Regions from separate parts of the Homo sapiens genome. Here region 2 is linked to region 1. Evidence: read pairs that join two places in POLR2A ChIA-PET (ENCODE). Cell type or tissue: Panc1. All regions are shown on one strand. Links, peaks and the distances in the headings refer to the core of each region. The heading gives the core; the rest is flanking DNA. Region 1 overlaps HNRNPF (heterogeneous nuclear ribonucleoprotein F). Region 2 overlaps CSGALNACT2 (chondroitin sulfate N-acetylgalactosaminyltransferase 2).

Evidence for each region. Peaks named below come from ENCODE experiments on the same cell type or tissue, not always from the same donor. Only the 100,000 strongest peaks of a DNase experiment are listed, where the experiment ranks them.
Region 2: POLR2A ChIA-PET joins it to region 1 with 11 read pairs; 7 of 35 experiments call an interaction of 5 or more read pairs at or near these places.

What each region holds. Positions count from the first base shown.
Region 1 is chr10:43,390,422-43,406,896 of GRCh38, forward strand. HNRNPF (heterogeneous nuclear ribonucleoprotein F) reads right to left here. Exons shown (of 4, transcript NM_001098204.2): 2 at 6,035-6,169; 3 at 4,209-4,267. Among named protein-coding and RNA genes, the nearest start is that of HNRNPF, 11 kb to the right of the region's middle. RefSeq lists enhancers at 4,916-5,803, 5,976-6,245, 7,580-8,465, 9,004-9,143, 11,195-11,714 and a silencer at 6,366-6,825. In Panc1, for the core only: no CTCF peak of the experiment used is centred there; a DNase peak (open chromatin) is centred at 6,950; H3K4me3 peaks cover 5,388 bases; H3K27ac peaks cover 6,915 bases.
Region 2 is chr10:43,154,599-43,171,073 of GRCh38, forward strand. It overlaps CSGALNACT2 (chondroitin sulfate N-acetylgalactosaminyltransferase 2), which reads left to right. Exons shown (of 8, transcript NM_018590.5): 2 at 299-1,212; 3 at 4,117-4,333; 4 at 5,896-5,997; 5 at 9,268-9,446; 6 at 12,406-12,500. The coding sequence starts at 552. Among named protein-coding and RNA genes, the nearest start is that of CSGALNACT2, 24 kb to the left of the region's middle. RefSeq lists an enhancer at 5,183-6,382. In Panc1, for the core only: no CTCF peak of the experiment used is centred there; no DNase peak of the experiment used is centred there.

The sequences.
Region 1 (16,475 bases), core at 3,072-11,071:
AAGCCATAATCCACTAACCATTTTCTCCTGGACTCCTACCTCCAATGATTTCACCATTCCCTGCAGGAAACCCCACCTAATCACATCCTACTCCCTCCACCACAACTGCTATCCCCCTCCTTTGTAGAGACCTTGGCTTCCTTATCCACACAGCCTCTTTCTCTCCTCATTCTTCATAATCCAGCTTAGAGCAAGTATCATTTTACATTCCTTCCTCACAATACATGGAATTCATTCAATGAACTTCTTAACTGTACGCGCCCAGTAAAACCAGAGCTCTGGAAGATTCCAAACAAATATCTGACTACTCCATGGATGTACTGAGTGGCTCAGCTGCACACAGCCAGGCGAAACGGTGCCTCTAAGCTACAATTTCTCAGCCTCAGGACTACTGACATTTTGGACCAGACAGTTCTTTGTGTTGTGGAGGCAGGCCCAGGCACTGTAGGATGTTTAGCTGCATCCCTGGTCTCTGCCCACTAGATGCCAGTAGCACCCTCCACCTCCAGTTCTGACAACCGAATGTCTCCAGACATTCCCAAATGTTCTCTGGTGGCTAATGCTGCCCCCAAGTTGTGAAATACTGTAGAAATCAGGGTGAGGCCAGGCACAGTGGCTCCCACCTATAATCCTAGCACTTTGGGAGGCCGAGGTGGGTGGGACCACTTGAGATCATGAGTTCCAATAGACAAAACCTCTGTCTCGACTAAAAATACAAAAAACTAGCCGGGCGTGATGGTGGGCACCTGTAGTCCCAGCTACTTGGGAGGCTGAGGCAGGAGCATCGCTTGAACCTGGGAGGCAGAGGTTGCAGTAAGCCAAGATCGCACCACTGCACTCCAGCCTGGGCGACAGTGCAAGACTCTGTCTCAAAAAAAAAAAAAAAATTACCTGGACGTGGTGGTGGGCGCCTGTAGTCCCAGCCACTACGGAGGCTGAGGCAAGAGAATCACCTGAACCCAGGAAGCGGAGTTTTCAGTGAGTGGAGATCGCACCATTGTACTCCAGCCCGGGTGACGGAGCGAGACTAACTCCAAAAAAAAACCCACCACACAAGAAAAAAAAAAGAAAATCAGAGTGAACAGCCATAGAGTAAGCGGGCCCTCAATATCGCCCACTGTCCTACCCCAGCACCCTGCTTGTCCAAAGCCCTTCAGATGTCTGGGGCAGCCTTACAGACTCTCACCTCCTCTCCAGCTGGTTGACATTACTCTTGGAAGTGGACTTTGTGAAGTCAAGTCAGAGTCCAGGAGTTTGTAAGCACGTAGTGGGCCCCTTACAGCGGACATCGTGAACAACAGCTCTGCTCTGGGTCCAACCTCACATACCCCGGAGCCATGCTTTCTTCTTTTTTTCCTTTTCCCCTTTCTCCACTGAGCCCTGTCTACTTGGTAATTAAACATGCTCAGTTCTACCCAATCATGTCATACCTCCCCTGTGCCAACTTTGCCTCTAGCTACTTGTTGATTTGTTCAGCAAAATCTTGTCAAAAGGCCTCTACTGTCACTTCCACTCCCCTCCATTAAAACTGCATGATCAAGGCCACGTGTGGTGGCTCACCGCCTGTAATCCCAGCACTTTAGGAGGTCAAGGAGGGTGGATAACCGGAGCCAGGAGTTCAAGACCAGCCTGACCAACATGGTGAAATCCCGCCTCTACCAAAAATACAAAAATTAGCCGAGCATAGTGGTGGACACCTAGGTTGAGCGCAGTGGCTCACGCCTGTAATCCCAGCACTTTGGGTGGCCAAGGCAGGCAGATCATTTGAGGTCAGGAGTTCCAGACCAGCCTAGCCAACATAGTGAAACCCTGTCTCTACTAAAAATACAGAAAAATTGGCCGGGCACAGTGCCTCACACCTGTAATCCCAGCACTTTGGGAGGCTGAGGCAGGTGGATCATGAGGTCAGGAGATCGAGACCATCCTGGCTAACATGGTGAAACCCCGTCTCTACTAAAAATACAAAAATTAGCCAGGCGTCGTGGCGGGCGCCAGTAATCCCAGCTACTCCAGACGCTGGGACAGGAGAATCGCTTGGACCTGGAAGGCAGAGGTTGCAGTGAGCTGAGATCGTGCCACTGCACTCCAGCCTAGGCGACAGAGACTCGTCTCAAAAACAAAAACAAACAAAAAAACTGCATGATCCTACTATACAGATCTCCATGGCAAGAAAAAGAGCAAATGTTTTTATCTTCATCTTACTTAACCATTCTTTCCTGGAAATCCTCTCCCTTTCACTCCTGTTGGCAATTACTGTTGGTTTTCCAGTTAATTCCTTAGACAGTCTCTGAGTCCTTCCTTAACCATTAACTGTAGGGAATCAGGCTTGGGCCCAAGTCCTCTTCTCAGTGGACTCACCTGCTCCCAGGGTCTCCATAATCATCTCCAGGGTCAGGAGATACACAAACCCCCAGTCTTCGGCTCCCTGAAGCCTAGACGGGTAGACACAACTCCACTCCACAGGTTCTCCTCTGTGCCACAACTAAACCTCACATTCTCTCTTCTGTCACACTCCAATAGCAACATGACTGCCCCTACCTGCACCCAGAGGCTCTAGAAGGAAACTGGAGTAATCCTTGACCTTCTCCCAAGCCCTCAAATCCAATCAACTCAACTCCCTTGGGTGATCCCATTCTCCACAGTATCCTCATCCCTAAATCCTATTCAACTCTTCCATTTCCTCAGCAATAAAGGTGCCTCACAGCTCTACCCTGTTCCTAACACGTTGAATGGCAGCCTATGAACTCAGTAATTCTTTTCTTTGTAATGGGAGTTATCAAATTGTCATTTTCTTTCTGTACCTCATATTGTTATTTCTCCTATTCTAATTCCTGTATGTACAAACAGCCAATTCCAGATTACCGATATATCTTTTAAATAAGTCCAAGCATAGGCCGGGCGCAGTGGCTCATGCCTGTAATCCTAGCACTTTGGGAGGCTGAGGCGGGCAGGTCACCTGAAGTCAGGAGTTCAAGACCAGCCTGACCAACATGGAGAAACTCCGTTTCTACTAAAAATACAAAATTAGCCAGGCGTGGTGGCGCATGCCTATAATCCCAGCTACTCAGGAAGGCTGAGGCAGGAGAATCGCTTGAACCTGGGAGGCAGAGGTTGCGGTGAGCCAATGTCGCGTCACTGCACTCCAGCCTAGGCAACAGGAGCAAAACTCCATCTCAAAAAAAAAAAAAAGTTTTCCAAGCACAGTGGCTAGGCCTTACTGCAATCCCATCTACGGCTCACGTGTACTTTTAAAACTCATTACTGTCCTGCATCCAAGTCCTCAGTGGTTTCCCACTGACCTCAGAACAAGGACCACAGGCCCAATGGGGTCCCTCAGGCCTTGCAACTTTTGCCTGCAACACTCTTCTACCTAAGCTCACATCACTTCCTTTTTTCTCCTGGAATGTGGCAAGCTCTCTGCCCCTTCAGGGATGTGACGCACATAGTTGACACTCATGGTTAATTCTCTCCCCAAATATACTCTGTTCAACCTTCTGTCTACCTAAATCCCACTAATCCTTAAGGTCTAAGCTCAAATACACCACCTTTCTCAAAGGTCTTCTCATTATCCAAATTAAGTCTCATGCTCTACACTAACCACAGCACTCTTGTGTTGTTAAAGGGGTCTTAAACCCACAATAGGAGCCTACTGGGGAGAAACTTGTGCCTGTTTTGTTGGCCACCATGACCCCATCCTCAGCACAGACTTGACCCAGCTGGTCCAAGATTAGCCAGGATTAACTGTTGCCCATGTGTAGGGGGGTCAACACCTTCCTCAAGAAGGCAGTGGCCTGGCTAGGCTGAAAAAGACATACAAGCAGCATAAAAAATAAAAACATTTCATAGAAGAATTACTTAAAATGCCTAATCTTTTACATGTCATAAGTGTTTTGCATCAGGAAATGTTTCAGAAGCAAAATTACTTCCTCTCTGAAGGCAAGGCGAAGAGACCATTCCTTTCCAAAACACATGTGTACACTTAAAACACTTACTGCTTATTTTTACTCCAGAATTGGTTTTCTGTTCCATTTCTCAGAAGTCCTAAGGCTTTTCATTAACTAAAACTCAAGCTGAAAAGAGCCCTGTGGTGTCCTGCTCAAGGTTAATGTTAGGGACAAAACTTTTTTCACTCCAGGCTGCTAAACAAATTTGAGTATAACAAATATAAATACTGCAGCTGAAAAGGGGCTCTTCTTAAAATAGCTTACCTTAAAAACAACCACGGATGCCTTCAGTGGGAGACACTTCTGGATGGTAATGAAATGTCCTAAAAAAAAAACAGAGCGATATTGGCTGTGTGGTCTCAGATCCTAGGCACTGGCTCTGGGATCAGAACTCCAGGTAAGGACAGAAACAGCTGGGAAGCCCTTTATATAGCCCGTGGGTTTAAATTAAATCTCACACCCCATCCACCTAACAGCATTTTGGAAGTATTATCTTTTCACAGGGCAATACAGAGCACAACAAAAGGGAAACGCCTTATTGATCTTGATGAGATTTACTCTTGATGAGATTCTCCTGCCTCAGTACCTGGTATTACAGGCGTGCACCACCCCACCCAGCGAATTTTTGTATTTTTAGTAGAAATGGGATTTCAATATGTTGGCCAGGCTGGTCCCAAACTCCTGACCTCAGGTGATCCGCCCGCCTCTGCCCAATTCTAAGTTTGTACACTGAGGACCCTAAGTGCTGGGAGGAAATTTAAATATCGGGGGCAGGGCACTTGGGAGGGAGATGGGTGGGGGAGAAGTGACAACCACAGGGGACTTGACCTTAAGACCCCTCTTTCACTGGGATAGCATGGGCAAGGAGCAAGGGTGCTTGCTAGAAATTGTTCAGTCTGATTTATAGGAACCCCTCTGTAAGCAGTGTGGAGACACATCCAAAAGACACTTTCAGTTTTATTGGGTAACTTCTTTGAAATATGCTTCACTAGAACATACATCATAATCACTAGATCACCAACATCCCAGTAAAAACGCTGCCCCAAAGGACTAGGACACGGGCTGAGGGCTATGGAATTCTGAGAACTAAGCTGCTTGAGTTTTGGAAATGTGGAATTAGTAAAACCAGCTAATTATGCTGAACCTGTTGTCTTAACATGAAGATAATCAAATCTGCCTTGTCTTGCAAACTTCCAGTGATTATTACTTAAGACACTATTGGGGGGGTGTACAAATGGAAAGCATTACATTTATTAGGAAACCTATTCAGGGGTGAAACAGTTTCAAGTACTCTGGAATCAGGTTTTCAAAAGGCTTCAACAATCCGACTTGTTCAAGGATCTAAAGGGTGGAACCCAGTCATCTTAATGATCTGATCCACTTATGCCCTTGTTTATCCCTGCGTGATCCACAGACCAACACCCTGAGGCGTCTCTGGGGACATGCACAAGCTGGCAACCAGACCCACGTACACCCATTTACCCCAATGGACCAGCCGCTGTAAGCCTGTAGACCACGGCCACTGCGCACCGCCAACGCACGCAGAGGAAGAGTCTGGTCTCCCCGTCCGCAGCGCCAAGAAAGCGCTGGGGGCGGGGAGGGCTGCTCAGCTCCCCCAGGTGACTGGACCCGGAGGTTTTCAGATCGAGCTTGCACGGGGGCCACCTAGATAATTAAAACACCAACCCTAAAACAGATCTGGGTGGGGGCTAAGAATCTGCATTTCCAAAAAGCGCTCCCGAACGAGCTCTTCGCAGTGATACAGGTTGGACGGGATTAACGCTTGCCTTCAGGCAGAGCCAATCAAGATAAATAGGGCGCGCCGGAGTCCTACCAGTTCGGCTATCTGCAGAGTAAACAGGGCCGTTCAAGCACCACCCACCTCGTTTTCTTTTGTTCAGGACAGGACTCGAGGAAGGATCCTGGCCTCCCCTCCTAGACACACTCCCGTGCCCCCGGGAAACCGGGCAGCACTCTCGCCAGGAGGCTGGGAGCGCGTCTGGCCGCGCCGCCCCCATTACTCACTTAGTTCCACTCTCAAACCAAAGTCCACCCGGCCGGGCCCGCGGACTTTCATGCTCTAGACTTACCACGGAGGCGAGCAGGACTGGTTTCTGTTGCTACCAGGCAAGCGCGGCTGGCAGCCAAGAGCCCCGAAATTCCACCGAAGCTCAACCACGCAGAGGGCTCCGGGGAAACTCCAGGTGCATGTTTTTGTTCTCAACCTGCAACAGAAATCCAAGTGGTGGTGGGGTCCCTTCCGCAAGGTGGGAGGCCCGGGCGCGCGGTAAACGTGTTTTGGCGGGAAGCAGCGCCGAGGCCCCGAGACAAGGTGACGGCGACGTTCCCGCGGCCTGCTCACGGCACTCCAGCAGCCTCGGACCGCCCGGCCCGGCAGGAAGGTCGGCCCCAGGGCCTGCGCGGGCTCGGGCGGGAGCTTCCGGGCGGGGGGCGGAGCGAGCGGCGCAGCGGGGAGAGTGGGGGCAGGGACGGGAGGGTTCCCGGAGGGAAGGGCGCCTCGCGGGAGGGGGAGGGGAGGGGAGGGGAGGGGAGGGGGCCCCTGGCGGGCTTCCGGGGCCCTGAGGGCGAGAGCGAGGGCGACGGCAAGGTGGGGTGGGGGCTGCTCCCCGGCCCGCCAAGCTAGCGCTGCCTAGGCGGGAGCTCGGGGACCCGCGGGCCGAGCGCGGCTGAAGGGAGGGAAGGGAAGAGGCGCTCGTAGGTCTGCGTCCGTCTCCGAGCGACCGGGGCGGCGGAAAGGGACCTGGGGGGGGCGGCCGGGACTGGAGTGGCGGGGCCGGGGCGCCCGCGCGGCGGCTCACCACGCCAGGGACTGGCCCGTCGGCCCCGAGGAGGCGCGGGGTCCGGAGTCCGGGAAGCGGAGGCCTCGTGATCCAAGACCGGCAGCCGGACGTGGGTCACGGGGTGCAGAGGAGGAAGTGCCATTGCCGGGCCCGCCAAGATGTCACCAATGGGAAACGCGTGCCTGCAGGTGCGGCCCCGTGGCCCGCGCGCTGGGCCCAGGCAGGAAGTGGGGGAAGGAGAGAGTCAGGGCGGCGGGAAGACATTTCTCCGAGTTCTCCCGAAGGGAGCCAGGCGCGAGCGCGACCTGGGGAAAGTCCAGAGTGCCAGCCACGGGGAAGGGCGGGCAGTGCAGAGTGGAAGAGAAGCCAGCAAGTTAGACACAGCCCCTCTCTGGGAGGCCGCCTCTAAAATGGAACTAGCGGACGTACCTTGGTTTGTACATTTGACCATGGACACACGTAAAGATTTTGAAAAAAAATCTTTGAAAAAAAATTTTTTTAACGCAATTCCTAAACTTTTAACTAACGCAATTTTGTGGACCTCTGAATCTTAATTCAAATGAACTGGAGAACAACTATAAAGCAATTTCGATAATATGATCAGTGACATTTTATATTGCAGAATTGTAAATTTTGTTGTCATTATACTGTAATTTTATTTCTTTAAAAGACCCTTTTTAGAGCCACAAATATTTGCAGATGATACCTGATTTCTTGAATGTTTCAGATTACGTGGAAAGTGGAAATATACATGAAACAAGATGTGCTATGAACTAGTAATTTTTATTAAAGCTCCTGATGTATACATAGAGTTTCATTACACTTGTTTCTACTTTTGTGTATGTTTGACTGTTTTGTTTGTTTGGTTGGTTTTTTTTGAGACACAGTTTTCACTCTGTCACCCAGGCTGGAGTGCAGTGGCATGATCTTGGCTCACTGCAACCTCTGCCTCCTGGGTTAAGGCGATTCTCCTGCCTCAGCCTCCCGAGTAGCTGGGACTATAGGCCCATGCCACTATACCCAGCTAGTTTTTGTTTTTAGTAGAGATGTGGTTTCACCGTGTTGGCTAGGCTGGTCTCGATATCTTGACCTCGTGATCCCCCTGCCTCGGCCTCCCAAAGTACTGGGATTATAGGTGCGAGCCCCATGCCCGGCCTGTTTGGAGTTTGTTGTTGTTGTTTTTTTTTTTTTTTGAGAGACAGTCTTGCTCTGTTGCCCGGGCTGGAGTGCAATGGCACGATCTCGGCTCACTGCAACCTCCCCTCCCAGGTTCAAGCGATTCTCCTGGCCTCAACCTCCTGAGTAGCTGGGATTATAGGCGTGCGCTACCACACCCTGGCTAATTTTTGTATTTTTAGTAGAGACAGGGTTTCACCATGTTGGTCAGGCTGGTCTCAACTCCTGACCTTGTGATCCACCCACTTCAGCCTCTCAAAGTGCTGGGATTACAGGTGTGAGCCACCGCGCCCGGCCTGTTTTACGTTTTTAACAGAATTATTATTATTTTGAGACAGGGTCTGGCTCAGCTGCCCAGGCTGGAATGCAGTGGCACGATCATGGCAATGCAGCCTCAACCTCCCAGGCTCAAGCAAGCCTCCAACCTCAGCCTCCTGAGTAGCTGGGACCACTGGCATGCAACCACACCCGGCTAATACAACTGTTTGTAAAACTGAGAGAAAGCAAGTCTTTAGAATGCACTTACTAAATAACACGAATTACAGGGAACAGTAACATACTGCATATAGTGATGTAGACTGTGGGAAACTACAAGGACAAATGAGCCAGTCCTACCTCAGAATAGTTCCAGCCAGATAAAAGAACCCACAGAATTATGGTTATGTTATAAAATAAAGCAATTAAGTTTTAGAAATCCATCTTGAAATATTTGTGATGGCTTGGATTTGTTTGAAGTTGTCCACAAAGTAGTAGGTGGGGAGATGGAGAATAACTGTCCATGATTAGTAACTGTTGAATCTGTGTGACAGGCACATTAGCCTCAACCTCCTGGGCTCAAATGATCCTCCCACCTTTAGCCTCCCCAACGTAGCTGGGACCACAGGTGCATGCCACCAAGCCGGGCTAATTTTTTTTTTAATTTTTTAGTAGAGGCAAGGTCTCTCTATGATGCCCAGACTGGTCTGTAACTCCTGGGCTCAACTGATCCACCTTGGCCTCCCAAAGTGCTAGGATTATAGGTATAAGCCACTGTGCCTGGCCCAAGGCAAGTTTTAATTATTGATCAGTCACCATAGGGTTCCTGCCTGTGAGGGAACAATGTGTGCAGAAGACTTGAGCCAGGGGTTGTATTGTGCAACTGCAGCTAGGTCTGAGATCAATGGTAGGAGATGACATAGCCTTAAAGGCCTGGTTTGGTGTTCAAAGGCCAGTGGGAAGGCATTTAATGGAATGTGGTGTGAAAGGAGTTTTGCTTTTTAACACAACAGTCTAGATGCTATCTGGAAAATGAATGGTGGGAAGAGATACATGGAGACAAGATGGGAAGGAATGAAACAAGTCTAGGAAGACTGGTGGGAGAAGAATGTGAAAGAATGTGTAATGTAGAGAAAAATGACTGAGTCTGGAGACTGACTGACTCACCAAGAAATACTACGCACCTAAAAGATACAGGAACTGTAGTGGTAAAGAGACACAGTTCCTGCCTTGGTGGGTCCAGTAACAGTGGAGTAGGAAATCAAGAAATGTACAAATATATGATGACAAATTTTAGAATGAACGAAAAACAGAAAATAGGCATTAGCTCAGATTGGGGTTCTGAGGAAGTGACATTTAAACAGACAGGAGCATGGGTGAGTGGGAACACTGAGTGATGAATTTCATGTAGAAAGAAGGGAAATTCTTTTTTCCTTGATAAATAGCTGAGGTTTAAAGTAGAAGCTGGCCAGGAGCAGTGGCTCAAGCCTGTAACTCCAGCACTTTGGGAGGCCGAGGTGGGAGGATCACTTGAGCCCAAGAGAGTTCGAGACCAGCCTGCGCAGTATAGTGAGACTCCCATCTCTATATAGGAAAAAGATAAAAACTGAGGGAAAAAAAAGAAGTTAAAAGCCCATTATTCTTTTTTCCTTCTGTACATTATCTCCCCTCTGGACACTTGTTCAAATTATTTATATTTTTTACCAAAGCCCTTTACTGGGATACATTTTGGTGCTGGATGCTTTGTATTCATATTCTTATTTCGTGGTGAATCCTTTAGATTGAAGAAATTTTAGGACACAGCTTCTGCTGCTCGTGTCTGTTCACCACATGAGAAGCACAAGATGCATCTTGGGGGCAAAAATTCCCCATCATGGTATATAGTATGTGAGCAGATCATAGACCATATTTGTTATGGATGTTTTCCTTTTCTGTTGGAAATATTGAAAATTGGGTTTAATGGCCTCAAAAGTATCTTCCAACCCAGCAATTTTATAAAATTCCTATTCAGTCACTCTTAAGTACTTCCTGCTGTCATGAACTCAAGAATTATGATACAAGACACTAATTCCATTTAAAAAAATGCACCAACGCACACATTTGTACTTAACTTTTCAGGGGCACATGTATCTGAAGTGTGAGAATTCTAACCCAATTCACACAACGTGCCAAATTCAATACACAGAGCTATCCTAAAAGCTATTAAGGACTGAGAAGTGGCCAGGCACAGTGGCTCATGCCTGTAATCCCAGCACTTTGGGAGGCCGAGGCGGGTGGATCACGAGGTCAGGAGGGCTAATACGGTGAAACCTCGTCTCTACTAAAAATACAAAAATTAGCCAAACGTGGTGGCAGGCACCTGTAGTCCCAGCTACTCAGGAGGCTGAGGCAGGAGAATGGTGTGAACCCGGGAGGCGGAACTTGCAGGGAGCCCAGATCGCACCACTGCACTCCAGCCTGGGCGATAGAGCGAGACTCCGTCTCAAAAAAAAAAAAGACTGAGAAGCTGCAGATGGAGCATATATTAACATTTTAAATGTTTACTCCATTATTACTACATTTATATCCACCAAAGGGGATCTGTCCTGATCTGCATGCAACAGGAAAGCTGTTTTCCATTACCATCTATCAGGTCCTTTCACTTACTTGCTGTAGCTAAGTCTGGGGGGATAACACACTGCTTCCCTCAGCGTTCATTTCTCAAAAGCTGTGTTACTAAAAAGCATCAAGAGTAGTATAATGTAATGTTAGATAAATTTTATCTATACTGTTTGTACTGAAATTAATATAAGGGACAAATTCTGACCGATCATAAAACAAGCAACCATTGCTGTTTGATATTGACTGCATTTTGCAAATGCCCAAGAATCATGATATCTAAGGTAAATGTTCCTTAAAACGTTAATAAAAAGCAAAACTGCTACTAGACTTCTGTTCCTAAAAATAAAATCTGTTCTTAACTGAGGGCAAATATCATTATTTGGATTAGCTGGAGTAACTGGAAATAATATCCAAAGAAATGGGTGTGTATAGATTCCGCTAAACAAAAATACAATTGATAGGAAGATCAATTTTGTTTTTCCCAGACCACCTCCTGTACCTCTCTCCCTTGAGCAAGCAGCCCCTAAATAGGTGCATAGTCAAACCCTGGAGCTGGAGAGAAAGGAGGCCTGTGGGGTATCCTCAGCCCCCTGAGGAAGGTACATTCCTTGGGATGGGAATTCTTCCTGAAGCCTCCATGGAAACATGACACCTTAGTCAGGTTCCAAGCAGCAGGCCCTGAGCTGAGACTGCTGGCCCTGAGCTGTGCTGCCCAGGGGACCACTGCATTCTGCCTTGGGGGAATTGTGCAGAACAGAGAGATGGAAGGAGGAAAGGAACATGACAATTTACAGAAGAGGGGCTCCGGCACCCAGAAATAACATACCACACCTCAGGTTTCAGGGAACAAGAAGTGCTAGACAAAAACCATAATGATTTTAACAGGAAAAAAAGAGCAACTTCAGATACCACTCCATTACAAAACTTAAAAAAAAAAACTTTCTGGAACTAAAACTGAGTTTTAAATTTAAAAGTTAGTAATGAATTCAAAGAAAGGAAAACGAAGTAGAATAAACATCAAAACAGAAACAATGGGGGAGAAGATAAGAGATTTGGAGGACATACTTTTTCCAAAGCAGTTTCCTCTATACTTTAGGAGTTTTACCAACACACGCCTGTGCTGTGTCTTTTCAAAATATCCTAATGGGAACTACAGGGATCTTAAGCCAGGAAAATTCACTTCTAATCCTTTATCGCTTCTCTTGCTGCCTCCATCTGTGTCTTTTTCTCCTTCTGGAATTCCTACTATTCACATTATTTCTCCTGCCTGAAAAGAAACCAACCCTATCAACACCCTCATCTTAAGACTTCTAGCCTCCATAACCGTGAGAAAATTTGTTACTAGTCTGTATTACTTTGCATGGCAGCCCTAGCATACTAATACAACGTGTTACCAAACCAGACAAAAACATCACAAGAAAACTAACTTCTGAATTCTATGTACTTTAAGAGGATCGTATATGGTATCTAACACCAACTTAAATTAGAAAAGATATGTATTTGTCATAAACATCATAATTCTATTAGATGGCACTATTCTAATCAAATAACTTATGATGGATTTATCGGGATATAACAGTAAGTAAGAGTATCTGTATTTGTATTAGGTGAAGCATTTTGTCTAACAGGAGGCATACCGTTAGGATAAATCTAATAGGAGTCTTAATCTGTCATGCCTTTTCTTAATTATGATGGCTTTTTTTTTTTAAACGGGGTCTTGCTTTCTTGCTCAGGGTGGTATGCAGTACTGCAATCACAACTCACTGCATCCTCTATGTCTTTACAAGTGTTCGCTATCATACCTGGCTAATTAAAAATTCTGTTTTTGAAAAGATAGGGTCTTGCCATCTTGCCCAGGCTTATCTTGAACTCCTGAGCTCAAACCATCATTCCACTCTCGGTTCACTGCAACCTCCACCTCCTGAGTTCAAGCAATTCTCCTGCCTCAGCCTGGGATTACAGATGCACACCACCACACCTGGCAAATTTTTGTATTTTTAGTAGAGATGGGGTTTCGCCACATTGGCCAGGCTGGTCTTGGACTCCTGGCCTCAAGCAATCCGCCTGCCTTGGCCCTGCTGGGATTAAAGGTGTGAACCACCCCGCCCAGCCTGTGTCATTTTCAAGAGATCTTTTTCCTAGCCCCAGCCCATATAGTTATCTGAACTTACAAAGCGTTGATGTTCTTCTCTAAATTTTTACACTTACATCTACAATGAACTTGGAATTGATTTTTTCATTTCCAAAAGAGTTTTACAATTAATCAAGTATCACAGGCTAATTTCACTCAAGAACTCAGATGCAAAAGTCCAAACCAAGTATCAGTCAACCTAATCCAGCAATATATAAAGCGATATTATGACCAAGTTGGATTTCAGGAATGCAAGTGTAGTTGATCATTTCAAACTCAATCACTGCAATTTCTCATACTGATGTATCAATGGAGACAAAGTATAGAGGTACTTTTTTAATGTTTTATGAGAAATGCTAAGCTGAATTTATGTCAAGGAAGAACTGAGGCCATATATAGTGGCTCACACCTGTAATCCCAGCACTTTGGGAGGCCGAGGTGGGCAGATCACTTGAGCTCAGGAGACCACCCTGGGCGACATGGCAAAACCCCTTCTCTACAAAAAATACAAAAAAAAATAGCTGGGCATGTGGCACACACCTGTAATCCCAGCTACTTGGGGGGATGAGGCAGGATTGCCTGAGCCCAGGAGGTTGAGGCTGCAGTGAGCTCTGTCCACACCAGGGCACTCCAGTGTGGGCATCAAAGTGAAACCCTTTCTCGAAAAAAAAAAATGTGGAGGGCTGGGCGTGGTGGGTGACTCACGCCTGTAATCCCAGCACTTTGGGAGGCCAAGGCAGGTGGATCACTTGAGGTCAGGAGTTTGAGACCAGCCTGGCCAACATGGTGAAACCCCCCACCCCCTGCCACTCCACCATCTCTACTATTAGATGGGCGTGGTGGTGCTGCACACCTGTAATCCCAGCTGCTCACGAGCCTGAGAATCGCCTGAACCCAGGAGGCGGAGGCTGCAGTGAGCCTGGATCCTGCCACTGCACTCCAGCCTGGGTGACAGAGTGAGAATCCGTCTATAAAAAAAAAAAAAAAGGAAAACAAAAACAAAAGTACATCTTAGAGCGATCACATGAAAAAGTATTCCTGCTAATAAATGAAAAGGAATCGATTATTAAAATATCACTAATTTGAAAACCATTTAAGAAAATAATGGATCTACATAATGATCATTAATAGCTGCTGTAACATGACAAAAGAGAAGATACCAACCAATATGTGCCTCCGGTTGGAGCACAGCACCTCAAGTAAGTTTTCTTTCCAAAAACTCTCATCTGAATCAAAACTACCTCCAGACTGGGTGCGGTGGCTCACACCAGTAATCCCAGCACTTTGGGAGGCTGAGGCGGGTGGATCACCTGAGGTCAGGAGGTTGAGACCAGCCTGACCAACAAGTTGATACTCCGTCTCTACTAAAAATACCCCTGTAATCCCAGTTACTCAGGAGGCTGAGGCAAGAGAATTGCTTGAACCCAGGAGGCAGTGAGACAAGATCACACCATTGCACTCCAGCCTGGGCAACAAAACCAAAACTCCGTCTCAAAAACAAAAATAAAACCAAAACCAAAAACTACCTCTAGAGGTAACTATCACTTTACAGGAAATATAAAGAACAGACACTCAAAGACCACCACGGAAAAACAATCAGAAAAATGCGAAGTGTGGGGAAGGAATGCTGCAAGACAGCCCGACAAATATAACGGGGGATGGAGCCTTTTAAGAAAGGGGAACCTCTAGATGATCACTTACACAGCATCCATTCACCACGCTTGAAATGTGTAAGTGTAAAACTCACACTGGATTTTGACAAGTTCACAGGATTTTGTTTTTAATTATTTTAGTCAAGATCATGGAGAAATGAAAAAGTGTTTTAAAATTACATGCAAAATAGTAGTGGATATATATTAGGTTAAATTATTAATACAATGAATCATGTTTCCTTTTACCACTAAAGAATATAAGATTACATTTATAGCATACATTATATTTCTATTGGACAGTGCTGCTCTGAATTTAAAAAGTTATCTACAAAATATAAGGTGTGACTTTGGATCCTGACTCAAACCAACCAGCTGTTTAAAATATTTAATACATGCCGGGCGCGGTGGCTCACGCCTGTAATCCCAGCACTTTGGGAGGCCGAGGCCGGCGGATCACGAGGTCAGGAGATCGAGACCATCCCTGCTAACATGATGAAACCCCGCCTCTACTAAAAATACAAAAAATTAGCCGGGCATGGTGGCGGCCGCCTGTAGTCCCAGCAACTCGGGAGGCTGAGGCAGGAGAATGGCATTAACCCGGGAGATGGAGTTTGCAGTGAGCTGAGATTGTGCCACTGCACTCCAGCCTGGGTGACAAGAGCAAGATTCCGTCTCGGAAAAAAAAAAAAATTTAATACAGAAACACTTAAACCCTGGATACTTGATATTTTGGAATGTATTTTTAGGCATGACAGCAGTATCATGGTTAGGTTTTAAAAGTTCTTAGAAATACTGCGGATTTATTTATTAATAAAGACCTTATTGGTCTGGGATTTGCTGTAAAATAAGCCAGGGCGGTCTTGGCTGAGCTCAGTTCTCCCTCTGCCCACCCTGTTGCCCTCCACAAGAACCGTAGCTCAGGGCAACTAAGACAGGGCAAGGGCCCTGGCAGGGGAGGGGTGTCCCGGTCCAACTTGGGACCCAGTTGGGACTGGGTCCCAAGTCCCAATTGTGTCCCTGGACACATGACTTCTCCCAACCTCCATTTTCTCATCTGAAACATGGGGCTAATAGCAAGCCCTTCTGGAGTAGTCCTGAGCATGTAATTAGAAAATGGAGTAAAACTTCTAGGACCTAGTAAGAGTCAACTAATGTGGTTCTCCCGAAGAGCAGAGAACCAGAGCTCAGTGGGGGAGAGGGAATTAGAGAAGTCACCTCCAAGGAAAGGGCCTGTCACATTTCTGCAGCCCCTGCAGGCATCTACCCCCACCGGGCTCTCATTTGCCTCCAGGCTTTCCAAGGTTCTGGCCACGTGGGAGAAGTAACTTTCTATTTACTCAGTCTTTTCCCTTAAATAAATTCCATTTTTTACCTGAATAAAGCTTTATAACGCTACCCTTAACAGAAAACTTGGCAGTTTACAAAAAAGTGGCCGGGCACGATGGCTCACGCCTGTAATCCCAGCACTTTGGGAGGCAGAGGCGTGAGAATCGCTTGAGCACAAAAGTTTGAAAATCAATCTGGGCAACATAAGGAGACCCCATCTCTACAAAAAATACAAAAATTTGCCGGGCGTGCTGGAGAGTGCCCGTGGTCCCAGATACTCGGCGGCTGAGGTGGGAGGATCCGTTGAGCACAGGAGGATCTCGGCAGCGAGCCGAGATCACACCATTGCACTCCAGCCTGGGCAACAAAGTGAGACCCTGTCTCAAAAAATAATACATATTTTTTTATAGAGACGGGGTAGGTCTCTGGGGCCCAAGCGATCCTCCCACACCTCGGCCTCCCTAAATGCTGGGATTACAGGCGTGAGCCACCTCGCCCGGCCGATAATGACTCTAATCTACAGAATGCACACCGGAATGTAATACCTACAAGGGAAAAGATCTTCTTGCTTAGGAATAAAGCAATCTCT
Region 2 (16,475 bases), core at 5,594-13,593, 230 kb before region 1:
TGCCTGTAGTCCCAGCTACTCAGGAAGCTGAGATGGAAGGATCACTTGAACCCAGGAGGCAGAGGTTGCAGTAAGCCAAGATTGTGCCACTGCATTCCAGCCTGGGTGACGGAGTGAGACTCCATCTCAAAAAAAAAAAAAAATTCTCCTAGTATTTACTGAATATTCTAAATTATATTAGTACCTCTCATAGTTCTCTGCATGTAGTAGTCACGTAGCTAAGTTTACTGAAGCCACAAACAAATTTGATATCCTTAAGGGAACAAAATTCTGATTGATTCTGATCTGTGTCTTTCAGAAAAATCACTACCAATATAATGGATTTTATATATCAGATTGCTTTATTCTGGATATCATGGTAACAATACAGAAAGTATACATAATTTCCCATTTCTGCAAGTAGTCATGACTGCTGAAGAAAGAAAAACTTAAAGCTACGGCAGAATTATTTTATGGAAATTCTGATTTTGTTTTTAATTTTTGATAACTTTTTACTAAAGGTATGAACACACAAAGAGCTTATTTTGTTAGGCAAATACACATTAATAAGAATGCCTAGAAGAGGACTGATTCTTCACACCCGGACCCACTGGTTGCTGTTGGGCCTTGCTTTGCTCTGCAGTTTGGTATTATTTATGTACCTCCTGGAATGTGCCCCCCAGACTGATGGAAATGCATCTCTTCCTGGTGTTGTTGGGGAAAATTATGGTAAAGAGTATTATCAAGCCCTCCTACAGGAACAAGAAGAACATTATCAGACCAGGGCAACCAGTCTGAAACGCCAAATTGCCCAACTAAAACAAGAATTACAAGAAATGAGTGAGAAGATGCGGTCACTGCAAGAAAGAAGGAATGTAGGGGCTAATGGCATAGGCTATCAGAGCAACAAAGAGCAAGCACCTAGTGATCTTTTAGAGTTTCTTCATTCCCAAATTGACAAAGCTGAAGTTAGCATAGGGGCCAAACTACCCAGTGAGTATGGGGTCATTCCCTTTGAAAGTTTTACCTTAATGAAAGTATTTCAATTGGAAATGGGTCTCACTCGCCATCCTGAAGAAAAGCCAGTTAGAAAAGACAAACGAGATGAATTGGTGGAAGTTATTGAAGCGGGCTTGGAGGTCATTAATAATCCTGATGAAGATGATGAACAAGAAGATGAGGAGGGTCCCCTTGGAGAGAAACTGATATTTAATGAAAATGACTTCGTAGAAGGTAATGTGAAAAATATGTTGGTCAATATTATGTTAGTAAGACAAATGCTAGTATTGTATGCTGGTATTGTATTGTAGTATTGTACTGTAGACAAATGCTAGTATTGTATTGTAGACAAATGTTAGTAATATAAGTCAGTCATTATCCACAGTATTAAAACACTGAAAGTTTTTGCACTTCATTGCACCAAGAATTTTAAGTGGCCTTCTGGAAAAAGGTATGAGATCATAATAAAAATGGAGAATAAGGACTAGGGAAATAGAATAAAACAGCTCTTGTTGCATGTGTATGATTTATATTCCTCACTTACCTGATCTTGGTGTTCTTTTTTATGTTTTTAAAAAATGTGTAAACTAAAACTCAAAACTTGAAAACCATTTGATAAAGGAAAGAAAAAATTAGTAGACTCTTAGCTATTTTTCGTATTGGAGGAAGGAGAAGCTCATGTCTGAACAAGGGGTTATACATAGTTTAAAAAGCACATTTGGCATTTGGAAAAGTAAGGAAATACCTGTTTTCCTAATACATATTTCAGAAAGGGTATGGAATTTTTATGTATCAAGATGGGATGTGACTCAGAGGTTGAAGAACACTGCTATAAAATTTAAGATATTGATTGATATTAACAGTAATAATTCTAGATCCCTACCCATCTCCTTTACACTCACTGCTAGACATTTAATTGCTGACTTAAACCATTTTAAAAATAAATGTTTCTTGAAAGTTCTCTTTGCTTGATTCTATAAACTGTGTTATCACAGTGGTCCCCAGCCTTTTTGGCACCAGGGACTGGTTTCATGGGTGACAATTTTTCCATGGGATGGTGAGGATGGTTTTGGGATGAAACTGTTCCACCTCAGATCATCTGGCATTAGTTAGATTCTCATAAAGAGCGTGCAGTGTAGATTCCTTGCATGTGCAGTTCACAACAGAGTTTGCTCTACTTTGAGAATCCAGTGCAGCCACTGATCCGACAGGAGGCGGAGCTCAGGCGGTAATGCTTGCCAGGCTCCCATCACTCACCTCTTGCTGTGCCGCCTAGTTCCCAACAAACAGGCCACGGACCAGTAGCGGTCTGTGGCCTGGGGGTTAGGGACCCCTCGTATAGCACATGTAGACTTTTTGACTCCAAATCATCATGGCCATCACTTGCTGCACTGTAGCATTATTATAATACACTGAGGCCCTTGGAGGCCATCAGGGAGGGCATTATGCTTTGCAGTGGCATTGCAGCTGCCTTTCCTTGTGGCCTCCTCTTTTTTCTGCTGTCACTTCCTGCCATTTTTGATGGATTATTTTTCTCAAAACTCTTCTGATTTTTCTGCAAGCTCAGCTTTTTGTCTTCTCACTGTATGTTTGTAGCTTATGGCAGAATTGGAAGCTGCGGAGGAAATAAGATAACTAAGTAACATGTGTAAAATGTCCTCACATCAGCTCTACCTAAAAAGAAAGGGAGCTGTGCCAGTTTTATATTCTGCAGCTCCTGCTTTTGTCTTATAACTCTCCTTGGATTCTGATACTTCAGGATTTTTCTCTAAATGGAACATATTCTGTTCCTCACTTTTCCTCTACTGTGCCACTGTCTGCCCACTGCAGGGAGAATAATTACTAATAATTAGTAATGACAACTAATTCCTATCCCTCTTCTAAACTTTAGCTCAGATATCACTTCTTCTGAGAAGTCATCTGCAACCTCAGGTCTAAGACAGCAGTACTTCTGTGTGCTCTTGTCACCTGTACATTCATACTGCTTGTCACAGTATGTGGCATTGCCCATTTCCTGGTTTGTGCTTCCTACTAAAGTGTAAGCCTCAGGAGGGTTGGGACCAAGTCTATTTTATTCACCATTTTATACCCAGATATTTACTGAGTGACTCACACATCTGTAGGTCTAACCTTCTTCTCTCTCCTGAGCGCCATACTTAAAAATCAGATTGCCACTGGGCGCAGTGGCTCACTCCTGTAATCCCAGCACTTTGGGAGGCCGAGGTGGGCAGATTATGAGGTCAAGAGATCAAGACCATCCTGGCCAACATAGTGAAACCCCGTCTCTACTAAAAATACAAAAATTAGCTGGGCGTGGTGACACACGCCTGTAGTCCCAGCTACTTGGGAGGCTGAGGCAGAAGAATTGCTTGAACCCGGGAGATGGAGGTTGCAGTGAGCCAAGATTGCACCACTGCACTCCAGCCTGGTGACAGAGTGAGACTCCGTCTAAAAAAAAAAAAAAAAAAAAAAATCAGATTGCCTCGTAGATGCGCATGCTTTTCTCTCAAAGGCATCTCAAATCACTGTGTTTAAATCTGTACCAATTTTTCTTTGACTTCACTCTAGTCAGTGATTTTATATGTATGTATGTATACACACATATATATATACAGATATATATATATATCACATAGCACTATATTGTTATTATTTGTCTATTTTTCTGTCTCCTTCACTAGACTGGCCCTGTCCTCAAAATTGAGACCATGTGGCACTCTTTGTATCACATAACTGACACGAAGGCACTCGATTTCTTTTAGTTGACCTAAACCAATAGAAATTTTGGCTCTTGGGTCTAGATTTTAATATTGCTAGAAGTAATTTCTTTATTTATCATGATTACCATATTGATAGGCTCTAGTATTTTTAAAAAGTCGTATGTAAAAAGGAACAATTGTCATTTGTAGTATATTTTATAGATTGAATAAAATAACAGAACAGTGAACTTTTTTTTTAACCTTTTCTTTTAAGCGAGTAATTGTTACTGTGCAGTGGGGATAAGTATTTTCACAAATAGGTAAAAATCCTGCAGGTCTAGTTTAATACCCTTTATGTTTAAGTGAGTAAAATCTGTCTTCCCATTGAATTTGTAAACTTTGACATGGAGACGTCTTTGTTCCTAACTCTTTCCTTTAGGTTATTATCGCACTGAGAGAGATAAGGGCACACAGTATGAACTCTTTTTTAAGAAAGCAGACCTTACGGAATATAGACATGTGACCCTCTTCCGCCCTTTTGGACCTCTCATGAAAGTGAAGAGTGAGATGATTGACATCACTAGATCAATTATTAATATCATTGTGCCACTTGCTGAAAGAACTGAAGCATTTGTACAATTTATGCAGAACTTCAGGTAACTGTCAGGGCTTAATGATTAAGCTACATTCTCCTAAAAAAAATCACGTTTTACTCAGATTTCCTTAATTTATCTTCACCGATTATAATTACTTAGAATAATTTTACAGGCTTTAGGGGAACTTTATTTTTTTATATTCTCTCTTTTTTTAAAGCATGTGTAGTATATTGTGTTATAGACAATTTGAACTATGAAATAAATTAAGAGTGACACCTATTAGAAACTAAATTTGATGGCCTTGATAATTGTTTTGAATTCATTTTAAGACAAGTTGAATTTTTAAAAAATCAACTTTACTAAGGAATAATTTACATGCAGTAAAATCCACATATTTTAAGGATATAGGTATCATGACTCTTTTTTTATTTTTATTTTTTTTTTTGAGACAGGGTCTCACTCTATCACCCAGGCTAGAATGCAGTGGAGTGAGCACAGTTCACTGCAGCCTCAACCTCCTGGGCTCAAGTGATCCTCCTGCCTCAACCTCCCAAGTAGCTGGGACCACAGGTGCATGCCATCTTTTTTATTCTTTGTAGAGAGAAGGTCTTGCCATGTTGTCCAGGCTGGAATTTAATGTCTTTTGACAAACGTATACACTCACGAACCACCACCCCAATTAAGATACAGAATACTTGTGTCTCACAAGAAAATCCCCTTGAGAATGATTTGAGTTTTTTAATTGAAATACATTTAGACATACAAACATTAAACTAAAAATTGGAGAAAGTTATTTCAGCTTGCAAAGCAGAGAATTTGTAAAGTTTTTTTATGTTATCAAATTTGTATATTTTAAAATGCTGAAGTGTTAAATAATTATCTACACATTATGAAAACTATTTGTGGAAAATGCTTTTTGATTTAACAGTTTCCATGTTTCTAATACTTTAATATTTTTAATGTTTTAGATACTTTGATATACTGGTTTAATGCTTTGTGATCCTAGTCTTTATTCTCATATTGAAATTGTTGGATTTAAAAGGTTAATTAAAACTGGTCTGCAGCTGAATGTCTGGCAGTCATACTTCCAAGTGAGATTTACTGTTCCAAATAGCTCACTTGAGATCCGATTTCCTAAAGCATTTTTTTATTGCCTTTCTTGGAATTACTTTCAAAGGCCACATTATTATTTACAGTAAGTAATCTCAGTCATGGCAAATATTTATTCCTTAATGATAGTTACAATTTTTGGAATTAGCCAGTCTGAAGACAAAATAACTCTTAATCCAAAAGGTCAGTATTTATTTATGTGGTTCTGAACCAGTTGAGTTTATTTCCTTGAATAGCTTGTGATTTGCTTCTGAAAGCAATCCAAAAGCAAAAGTTCAAAAAATGTTTTGAAATAATGGCAGCAATGTCAGACTGCTTCCATGGCCCTCCAAGGGGTGCACTCATTCAGGCATAGACCTTGTGCCTTCCATAATTCATCAGTATTGCCACATTTATGTTTACTACTGTGTCAGTAATGCCTCATTTTCTTGTTAAAGCTTCATGTGGTTGCTTTCTTAATGAATAGTGCCTCATGTTTTCTTGAATAAACTTTTATTTTTCACTTCTGTTAGGGATGTTTGTATTCATCAAGACAAGAAGATTCATCTCACAGTGGTGTATTTTGGTAAAGAAGGACTGTCTAAAGTCAAGTCTATCCTAGAATCTGTCACCAGGTTGGTGAACCACATCTGCAGTGAAGGCCTTGATATATAACATTGCTAAAAGAGAATTTCAGATATGTAATGAGTTAATAATTTTTAGTAACTATTATTTAAAAATTGGCTGAGCATGTGGGCGGTGGTGGTGATGATAAGTTCCTCATTTCACATGCAACCCTACATGACTCAACTTCCCTTCACTGCTTAGCAAGCAGCCTGGCATGATGCTTTCTCTGTGGCCCACTCACCTTCTGTGTATTTGCTGCTGCTTTCCTTTTTTTAAAATCTAATTCCTTCACTTTGACATAATCATCTTCTGAATTTGTCTCTTTTTTGTCACCTTTCTTTCCTTCCATTTCCTCAGGCTCCTTCTTCTCCCCCTGCTAACAATGTTGAGGTCTCCCATATCCTTAAGAAACTCCCACTCAACTCTGAAGTGCCCAGCCACTACTGTTATGTTTCTGTCCTTTCACAGCTCAACATCACGAGACAGTAGTTCATAGCTAAGCAAGTCATATAGTACCTGGCACATAGTAGATGCTCAGAGGTTTGAATGGATGAATTAGTAATCCCTTAGTACTTAATTATTAATTCTTTAGCCTCTCAGCCTTTTTCTTTCTAAATCATGGGCCCAAAGATAACGACTTAACTGCCAAATTCTTTTCTGTTATTCTTTTTCATTGCTTTTTTACCTTTGACAACCTAACCAGTATTTCTGTCTTAAAATGTTCTTCTTGTGTTTGTAAAATGTAACTATTTTGTAAATGTAAGTATGATGTAATGTAAACTATTAGGTTGATTATCATCTCTAACCACACCAGCTCTATATCCTTTACTTGCTTCTTTACCTTTCTGCCAGTTGTGGCCATTTGCCAAGAGCCCAGATTTGATCAGCCATTCTTCTCAAATCATTCAACTCACATTCATTGAGTCCTGCCTACTGTGTTCCAGGTACACTGCTTGGGAGTTTGACTGGGGTAGTTGGAAGAAGAGTGGGCGTAGATGAGTGAATCTGAGTCCCTGACCTGCAGGGATTCTCAGAGCCTTGATGTATATAGACACAATTCACTGTCTTCCCCTTCCCTACACCAGCTCCTCCTCCTGATGGCCCTCTTTCAGTTCAGAGTAAAACCATTTTCACCATCTGGGCATGACTTCTGAGAGCCACAGTCTTTTACTTATTCTTTGCCTCCAGTTACCTCTAATTAGTTAGTTCCTACTTAATTCACAGGACCTCTTCTCTATCTCTTCCTTGCTACTGCCACCACCCTAACCCTGGTTCCCCCTCCCTCCATTTCTTCCCTTCCTGTCCCTCCTTAGTGTTTTTAGATCACCTACTAAGTGCCACAAGCTCACACTGGTAATACTGAAGTATTGTCAAGACACTTCTGTGGCAAATGGTGTAAACCTACCTTGAGCTTGCTTGAGGAAAATAGGAGCAGTATTGAAGAATCTCGGATACCTCCCAGAAATAAAGGGATTGTTACAACCAAATTTGGGGAAGAAAATCAAAACAACTCTTGTTTCTCAGGGATTGGAACCAGAGACTTGAATACCATCAAAATTCTCGTCTCCTTGTCTGTTTTTCTCTGCATGTTGACTTCATTCTCCTGTTGCAGATTGGCTTCTTCCACATGGTGAGGGATATGACTGTTGGCGGCTCTGGGCTCACATCTTCTCAGCTTTGCCATCAGAGAGGAAAGAGCTTTCTCCCAGCTCCAGTTGAGAAAATCCCAGGGAAGGACATTTTGCCCACTCTTGAGCCAATCACTATGGCCAGGTTGGGTGGGGGTATTGGGACTGGCCCAGCTTAAGCCTGGTCTCCACCCCTAGGAAATTACTGTGGTTGGGGTGGGCAGAGAGTGAGGGGTATTCTGTGATCAGTGCCTCCACTTGATGCTGAGTATGTGGGGTGGCAATGGGCAGTTTTCCCCCAACAGAGGAGAGATTTATATTCCTTAAGACGGGGAGAAGAGTCCTAGGCATTCAGAGCACTTGGAGTCCACTCCATGCACTATTTGAGCCTTTGTTCCATCTCTCCATTACCCATTCTGTACTGTTGTAAGTGTAATCCTCCTAAAATGTTACTTTTTTGATTAGGCTGCACCCTAGTGCAGTGAGTGATTCTCCAGCTTCAGTGCCAGAGTCACCAGGAGGACTTGTGAAAATGTAGAGGCTTCTCTCCAGCCCTAGCATCTGATTCAGTGGGTCTGGCTGTAGTCTGAGAGTTTGCTTCTCTAACATGTTAACACAGGAAGCTGATGCTGTGGGTTTGGGGGCCTCACTGTGAGAACCACTGCCCTAGCAGAAAAGTCCTGCTGATTCTCTTTGCCTTTAGGATACTGACCAATTTCTTTAACCTTGCATGGGAGGTACTCTTCACTCTGACCCTTCTCTCATTGTTCCCATTTTAAGATTCCGTTGACCCTTATCTCACTGTTCCCATTTTAGGGTCCTTTTCTACCAATCTGATTTGTCTGATCCCTTTTCTCTAAAATGCTTTCTACATTCTTACCTCTTTGCCTTTGAGAATAATTATTTTGAATGACCTTTACACTCACCACTGAATTCAACATTTTAACCAAGGCATAACTCACGTTCCACTTCTAACATCTTCTCTAACTACTCCAGACATGAGCGATGTATTTTTCAGAACTGCTGTTCATTCATTCATTCAGCAAATATTTATTGAACTCCTACTCTATCAGGGGACACTGCATCCATAGTAATGAACAAAACAAAATCCCTGCTCCCACAGAGTGGGAGAGACACTGGAACAAATATGTCTAGCAATATGAAGGAAAACAGCTGAGGAAGAGGATGGAGATGAAGGAGTGGGAGGTGGCAGCTGCTTCTCAAGTAGTATTAGGGAGGATCCCTCTGATAAGGCGACATGTGTGCAAAGACCTAACGGATGCAAGAGGAGAGTGATCTTTGTGTGTGTTATCCATTTAGAATGCATTATTAACAGACATTACAGCTATTTTTCCATTTGTGTATTTTTCAACTCCCCAAAAGGTGTTTAAGATTCCAAAGGTCAGTGGCCACTTTAACACTTTTGGAGCCTCATACCACCAACATGTGCCTCAAATTGGGCATTTGGTGAATATCTCTCCCTGATGATAATCATACACATGAAGCTGGGATTTTCTTTCCCTTTGTGAATGTAGAACCAATATAATCAAATATTTGAAGTGTAAAACATATTTTGTAAGCTGTGTTGAAGGAAGAAAATTGGTAACTTTAAGTGGGACTTATCATTTGTTGTGTGTGCTTTCCTCATAGTGAGTCTAATTTTCACAATTACACCTTGGTCTCATTGAATGAAGAATTTAATCGTGGACGAGGACTAAATGTGGGTGCCCGAGCTTGGGACAAGGGAGAGGTCTTGATGTTTTTCTGTGATGTTGATATCTATTTCTCAGCCGAATTCCTTAACAGCTGCCGGTTAAATGCTGAGCCAGGTGCGTAAAATGTTGGTAGATGAGCTGACTATAGAATTTAGAACGTTGTCAGCATGTCCTATAGTTTGAATCAAGTGATTTTGAGGGAGAAGTTTTAGTTAAACCCCAGTATTTTTTTAAGTTATATTAGGCATAATTTAACTGGAATACTAAATAGGAAATTGAAAATTTGACCCTTTGAAATTCATATCCTTTGTTCTCTTGGGTCCAACTTCCAGTGACTACATTTGAAGCCAAATATGGAAATGCAGAGGAACAGGGTATCTACAAATTGATGAGGTGGGAGCAGTGCAGGTCAGAAAAAGAGCTAAGCAGATGGTATGGAGATGTGTGTGAGAGTCTGAAGCACTCAGCTTTGGGCATATAGCGTCCACACATGCAAAAATACCCCCATGCATGTGTGCACACACACTCACATGGAAGTCTAGATGCAGATAGTGCTTGGTCTCCAGACTGTGCATTTTGGGATGATTTACTATACTTTGCTTTAAGTTGTAGATATTTTTTGAAAATTAATGAGATAGCCAGGTGCAGGGGCTCACGCCTATAATCTCAGTACTTCGGGAGGCTTAGGCGGGTGGATCATGAGGTCAAGAGATTGAGACCATCCTGGCCAACATGGTGAAATCCCGTCTCTACTAAAAATACAAAAATTAGCTGGGCATGGTGGCGTACGCCTGTAGTCCTAGCTACTCGGGTGGCTGAGGCAGAAGAATTGCTTGAACCTGGGAGGCAAAGGTTGCAGTAAGCCAAGATCATGCCACTGCACTCCAGCCTGGTGACAGAGTGAGACTCCATCTCAAAAAAAAAAAAAAAAATTAATGAGAAGATGACATTTTTTGAAATCAAATTTTAAATGCTTTTTAGTTCATTTAAAAGAATTAAAAGTATTAAAGAGGCTGGGGGTGGTGGCTCATGCCTGTAATCCCAGCACTTTGGGAGGCCGAGGCGGGCGGATCACGAGGTCAAGAGATGGAGACCATCCTGGCTAACACAGTGAAACCCCGTCTCTACTAAAAATACAAAAAAAATTATCCGGTCGTGGTGGTGGGTGCCTGTAGTCCTAGCTCCTCAGGAGACTGAGGCAGGAGAATGGCGTGAGCCCAGGAGGCGGAGCTTGCAGTGAGCTGAGATTGCGCCACTGCACTGCAGCCTGGGCGACAGGGCGACATTCTGTCTCAAAAAAAAAAAGTATTAAAGAATCTCAACAGGATGAGTAAGTTGAGGAAATCTGTTATACAAACATGGTGACTATAGTTAATAACAATGTATTGTATACTTACAAATTGCTAAGCCAGTAGTAGCATTAAAAAATGTTCTTACCACCAAAAAAAAAAAAGGTTAATTATGTGAGGTGATGATATATGTTTATTAGCTTGATTTAGTCATTTCGTAGTGTATGAATGTAGCAAAACATAATGTTGTACACCATTTTTATTAGTCAATTAGAAAAACATTGGGGTGGGGGGGTGCTGCTGAGCACAGTAGCTCACACCTTAATCCCAGCACCTTGGGAGTCTGAGACAGGAGGAGCACTTGAGTGCAGGAGTTCAAGACCAGCCTGGGCAACATAGTGAGTCCTAGTCTTTAAAAATAAAATTTTTGGCCAGGCATGGTGGCTGAATGCTTTTTAGCTCATTTAAAAGAATTAAAAGTATTAAAGAGGCTGGGCGTGGTGGTTCATGCCTGTAATCCCAGCACTTTGGGAGGCCGAGGCAGGCGGATCACCTCAGTCGGGAGTTCGATACCAGCCTGGCCAACATGGTGAAACCCCATCTCTACTAAAAATTAGCCAGGCGTGGTGGCTTGTTCCTGTAATCCCAGCTACTTGCGAGGCTGAGGCAGAAGAATTGCTTGAACCTGGGAGACGGAGGTTGCAATGAGCTGAGATCGCCAGCCTGGGTGACAGAGCAAGACTCCGTCTTAAAAAATAAAAATAAAAATGTTTTAAAGAATCTAATAGCAAATGGGGTTTTTTTAATGTAGAACTATTCATATGCAAATGATTGCCTTCTTATTAATTAGGTTAGAGATAGTTTTCAGGAACTCTTTGAGAACCTAATGAATAAATGAAGGTTAGGTTTATTTTACAGCATGAAATGCAAAATGTGAAAGTTGAAGGAGACGTATTTGCTTAGTTTAAAAGAAATATTTTATATCCAGAAATAGATTTGCCTCTGGAAAATTGAACTCCCCATCCCTAAATGTATTTGAACAAAGGTAGAATGAGCATCTGCTAGGGATCTTGTAATAAAAAGGTTGCCATGTTACTCCCACACTTCCTGACAATCACTGAACACTTCATGTGATCATATCTGATTGAAGCCAGCCATAGCAAGGGTTGCGTCTCCTGAGGGAAGATGGGCTAGTTAGCCTTTATGGTCCTTTTAGATCAGTCAGTTTGAATGCTGATGACAAGGTCTTCTCCAAGGGCTATTATATCAAGTAATTTTAACCCTTGTCTTCCCGACTTTTCCAGATTTTGGTTCAGATTTATTCTATATTTTCATTATTCTCTGCATATCTATTCATTGTACAGTATTCTTTGAATTTACTCTTTCTAATGATTCATTTTTGACAGGTGGATTTAACAGACGTTTCTAAGTTTCATAGTGATTATCAGAGGTTAATCTACGTTTATTACTACTGATTAGATGAAACAATGAGTAATAAATGACTCACGTAATGAATACACATCTCCCCAAAGTCAAAGGGAATAAACGTGAAGCACCCTTTAGTTTGTTTTTTCCTCTGTTCTTTTGCAAGGTTATAGTTAACCTACTGATATGTTACAAAATCATCATATTCATCAAATTAACATGATGTTCTGTAGCCTGAATATTAAAAAATAGATAAAATCATGTATAATAAGACTTTGATAAAACTTAATAGATATTGCAATAAAGAACAGTTCTTCATAACTTCTTTTTATGTTACAAACCTATATTTTAATTTGTAGGTAAGAAGGTGTTTTACCCTGTGGTGTTCAGTCTTTACAATCCTGCCATTGTTTATGCCAACCAGGAAGTGCCACCACCTGTGGAGCAGCAGCTGGTGAGACTTTCACATTTTCAGTTATGAAAGACTCTAAAGATCTTTTCTAGATGTTTGTTGTGTAAGTAGAAAACAAAGTTTCAATAAAAAACTGTATTTCCATGAGCAAAGTGTTAAAGAAAAACTATAGTTATTGTAAGCACATTTCCATAGTTCCTCTTTATACCCCCAATAAGATGCTTTTCACATTTATTGCTTCAGAATTAAGTGTAGGGGGAGCAGAGTTTAGGTCATAAAGGAAAACCTCATGTCCCAGAATGTGGAAATTGTACAGTCATTTCTACCAGCTTATTTTTACTAATACTAAAAATTTGATTTTAAAAACCCTACTAACTAGAAATTAAATCTACTCTGCTAAATAAGAGGGAATAGTATACTCTGGTAAATTACCTGGAAAGTCATAGAATATAAATGCCATATATCAAAACTTACAGTTATTGCCAAAGCTAATTTTATGTAAGTTTTTTAAAATTTTTAAATAAACATTATTTTATAATAATTTAGATTTAGAGAAGTTGCAAAGATAGTACAAAGAGTTCCATACTTCACCCAGTTTCCTCTAATGCTAACATCTTATGTAACCATGGTACATTTGTCAAAGTGAAGAAATTAATATTGGTAAGTTACTGCTAAGTACACTAGGATTACACCAGTTTTTCTACTAATGTCCTTTTTCTGTTTCAGAATCGAGTCGAGAATACCAAATTGCTTTTAACATAATCTTTTATTATTAATACTAAGAAAAAGTAGAAATGATTAAGAAGTCACTTTAAGATGTTTAAAAAAATGAAAAATAACTTCAAGGAAAGTAATAAAGGCAGAAGTTAATAAAACAAAAATAGATTGAGAAATATAGAAGCTTATGTTTATGTACAAAAAATTTAATCATAAAGTAGACAGATTTCAGGTAAAAAGGAAAACATTGGAAATTAGAATATGAAAACATTGAGATAAATCAATTTTATAGGGTAAGTTTTCTAAATTATAAATAAATGAAAGATTTGAGAATTTATAAAATATGAACACAGGCTAAGTTCATGTTAGTATTTTATGAATAAAAGAGGTGCAAGTGGGCCGGGCATGGTGGCTCACGCCTGTAATCCCAGCACTTTGGGAGGTCAAGACGGGTGGATCACAAGGTCAGGAGTTCGAGACCAGCATGGCCAATATGGTGAAACCCCGTCTGTATTAAAAATAAAAAAATTAGCCAGGCGTGGTGGCACGAGCCTGTAGTCCCACCTACTCAGGAGGCTGAGGCAAAAGAATCACTTGAACCTGGGAGGCGGAGGTTGCAATGAGCCAATATCACGCCACTGCACTCCAGCCTGGGTGACAGAGTGAGACTCCATCTCAAAAAAACAAAACAAAAAAAAGGTGGAAGCTCTGAAGAAATTAAGAGCCATTTAAAAAACAGTTATCAAAAAGTTACCCTGTAGGTATATAAATACAATGTTTTAATTTATAAGCTTTTCCAGACTCTCAAAGAGCAGGTAATATTAGCACCATATGATGTACTTAACATATTTTATGAGGCCACCATTATCTTCATATCAACACTTGGCATAGTACACACAGACACACACACACACACACACACACACACACACACACGCCTCTACCTTATCTATAGGCCAGTATTATGAATATAAATACAAATAGGTTCAAAATGGCAAACTGAGCACCCACGTCTGCCATATCTGACGGTGAATTATTCTGAAGAAAAGGGTACATTAGTACTGGAAAATGAGAGAAGGTGTTAGCAGCCGTAAGTCTTGAGAACTTTCTGTAAGACGATAGCAGTTAGCGTAAGATTTCTGGAGGAGAGAACAGACTAGAATGTGTTCAAGAGAACAGTGAGTGAAGATGGGGCTGCTTTGCATCCTCTGAGCTCATAGCAGACAGAATGGAGGGAGCCTGGAATAAACATGCTTCTCTAGGTGTGCTGAGAAGCAGGCATCACAGGGATTGACCCTCAGTCTAAGGCAGTGCATGTGGTCCCTGGAGCTGGAGAGGCTGGTCGGGGTGGCTAGGGAGCCCCTAGACTACAAAAGTGAACTACTGTTAGCGCATTCCCCCTGAGACCCTGTTCTAATCTCCTTGACTGTGACTGGAGATAGGCCATTGTAATCAAAGCTAACAGCCATGGACTTCTGAACAATACTTGAAACAAAAGTGAGTAGCAATTAACCAAGACTAACCAAACATTTGAGGAAAAACAATACTATGAAAGAGGCACCAAGTGTTAATACACAGAAAAATTAACACATGAGTATATGAATACAGATAGAAAGTAATTTTAAAATATATCTTTGAGGAGATTAGAGAAAATGTTAAATTCATAAAACAGGATTTGTTGCTTTAAAAAATCAGAACTTGGAAATTGTGAAAATATTTTTAAAATCAGTAAATGGTCTGAATAGCAGAATGGTTACAGTTGAATCAAATTTGTAAACTGGAAGACAACCCAACTGGACACGTAAAGTTCACGAGATAACATGAGAGAAAAATTAAGACAAGGAAGATCAAGCCAGAAGCTCCCAAATTATTAATAGGAGTTCAGAAAAGAGAGAATATTGAGTGGAGGAAATGGAAGAAAGTTTCCAGAGCTAAGCAGAAACAAATCTTCTGGTGTTTGGAGAACAACAGTAAAAGGACAATTCTAATAGCTTCCAGAGACACTAAAAATAGCAAAACCCAGTTTGTTCACAAAGGAGTGACAATCAGATTGGCATTCGTCTTCTTTTTGAAAACACTGGTGTTAGAAAACAATAAAGCAATACTATGAAAATTCTGAAGAAAAGTAACTTTGATTCTAGAATTCATATTCAACCTACTATTTTAGGACAAAATAGACATTTTTGAGCTTTCAAGGACTCAGAATTTATTTCTCAACAGACCTTTGTAATCGAGTCCAGCAAAATGATAAATGTATACATTGAGAGAGGAGGACCTGAGAGTAAATAGTGGTGAACAACCAAAAAAATTAAGTCTAAACATTTGTTGATGTAATAGTGTAAATAGTTATGTTGACATAATAAAAAGGCAATTAATACCAATTTGGGATTAAGATGTCAGCGGGTTATGTACATGGTATACTTATGTGTATTACCTAGCTGTCAGCTGAGAGGGCCTAGAACCAGTGACACCCTAACAGTAACAAGTACACTCAGCTTCCAAATCTTAGTTTCTAATACTATTCTCCAATCAAACGAGCCAGAGGTCCACGGAGAAATGGTTGATTCCAGGGCAGGGGCAAAAAATATACAAGAAGACCCTGGAGCATCTTACAGTGCCAGAAAGTAAGAAAGCACTCAATAAAAAGATAGGGGGAATATGTCGAAGGGGCACAGGAGCCAACAGAAAGAGCTCCCAGTGCCCAAGCTGGAACAACCTGAGCAATGAAATAAATAACTTAAACCTGGATTATAACCCAAAGCATCAAGTAAATAGCCATGAGTCTATACTGATACAAATGAGTGAGTGAATGAGCAGATAAATATTGAGTGACTAGACTAGATAGGAAAGAAAAGTTAAGTCTTCCTTACAGAATTCCAAATAACTTATGTAGATACTCCCTCTTCCAGTAGGTGGAACTAGGGGACTCACTTTCAAAGAACATAGTATGGAAAGAAAAAACAAACTTTTCACGGGAGAAACCCAGCAGACACCTTAACCAAGGGATACCATGTACCCATGACATGACATAATGAGAAGGACACTTTAGCTCACAGTCCTCTTCCAAAAACGTAGATAACTTCCCCAGGAAAGTCACAGGGAAAGCTGCAGCAAGCCCACATTGAGGAGCATTGTACAAAATACCTGACCATTCTTCCTCAAAACTGTCAGGGTCACCAAAAACAAGACTGAGAAACCATCATAGCCAAGAGGAGACTAAGGAGACATGACAACCAAATGCAATGTGGTGCCCTGGACTAGGTCCTAGAATAGAAAAAAAAGACAGTAAAGGGAAAGCTG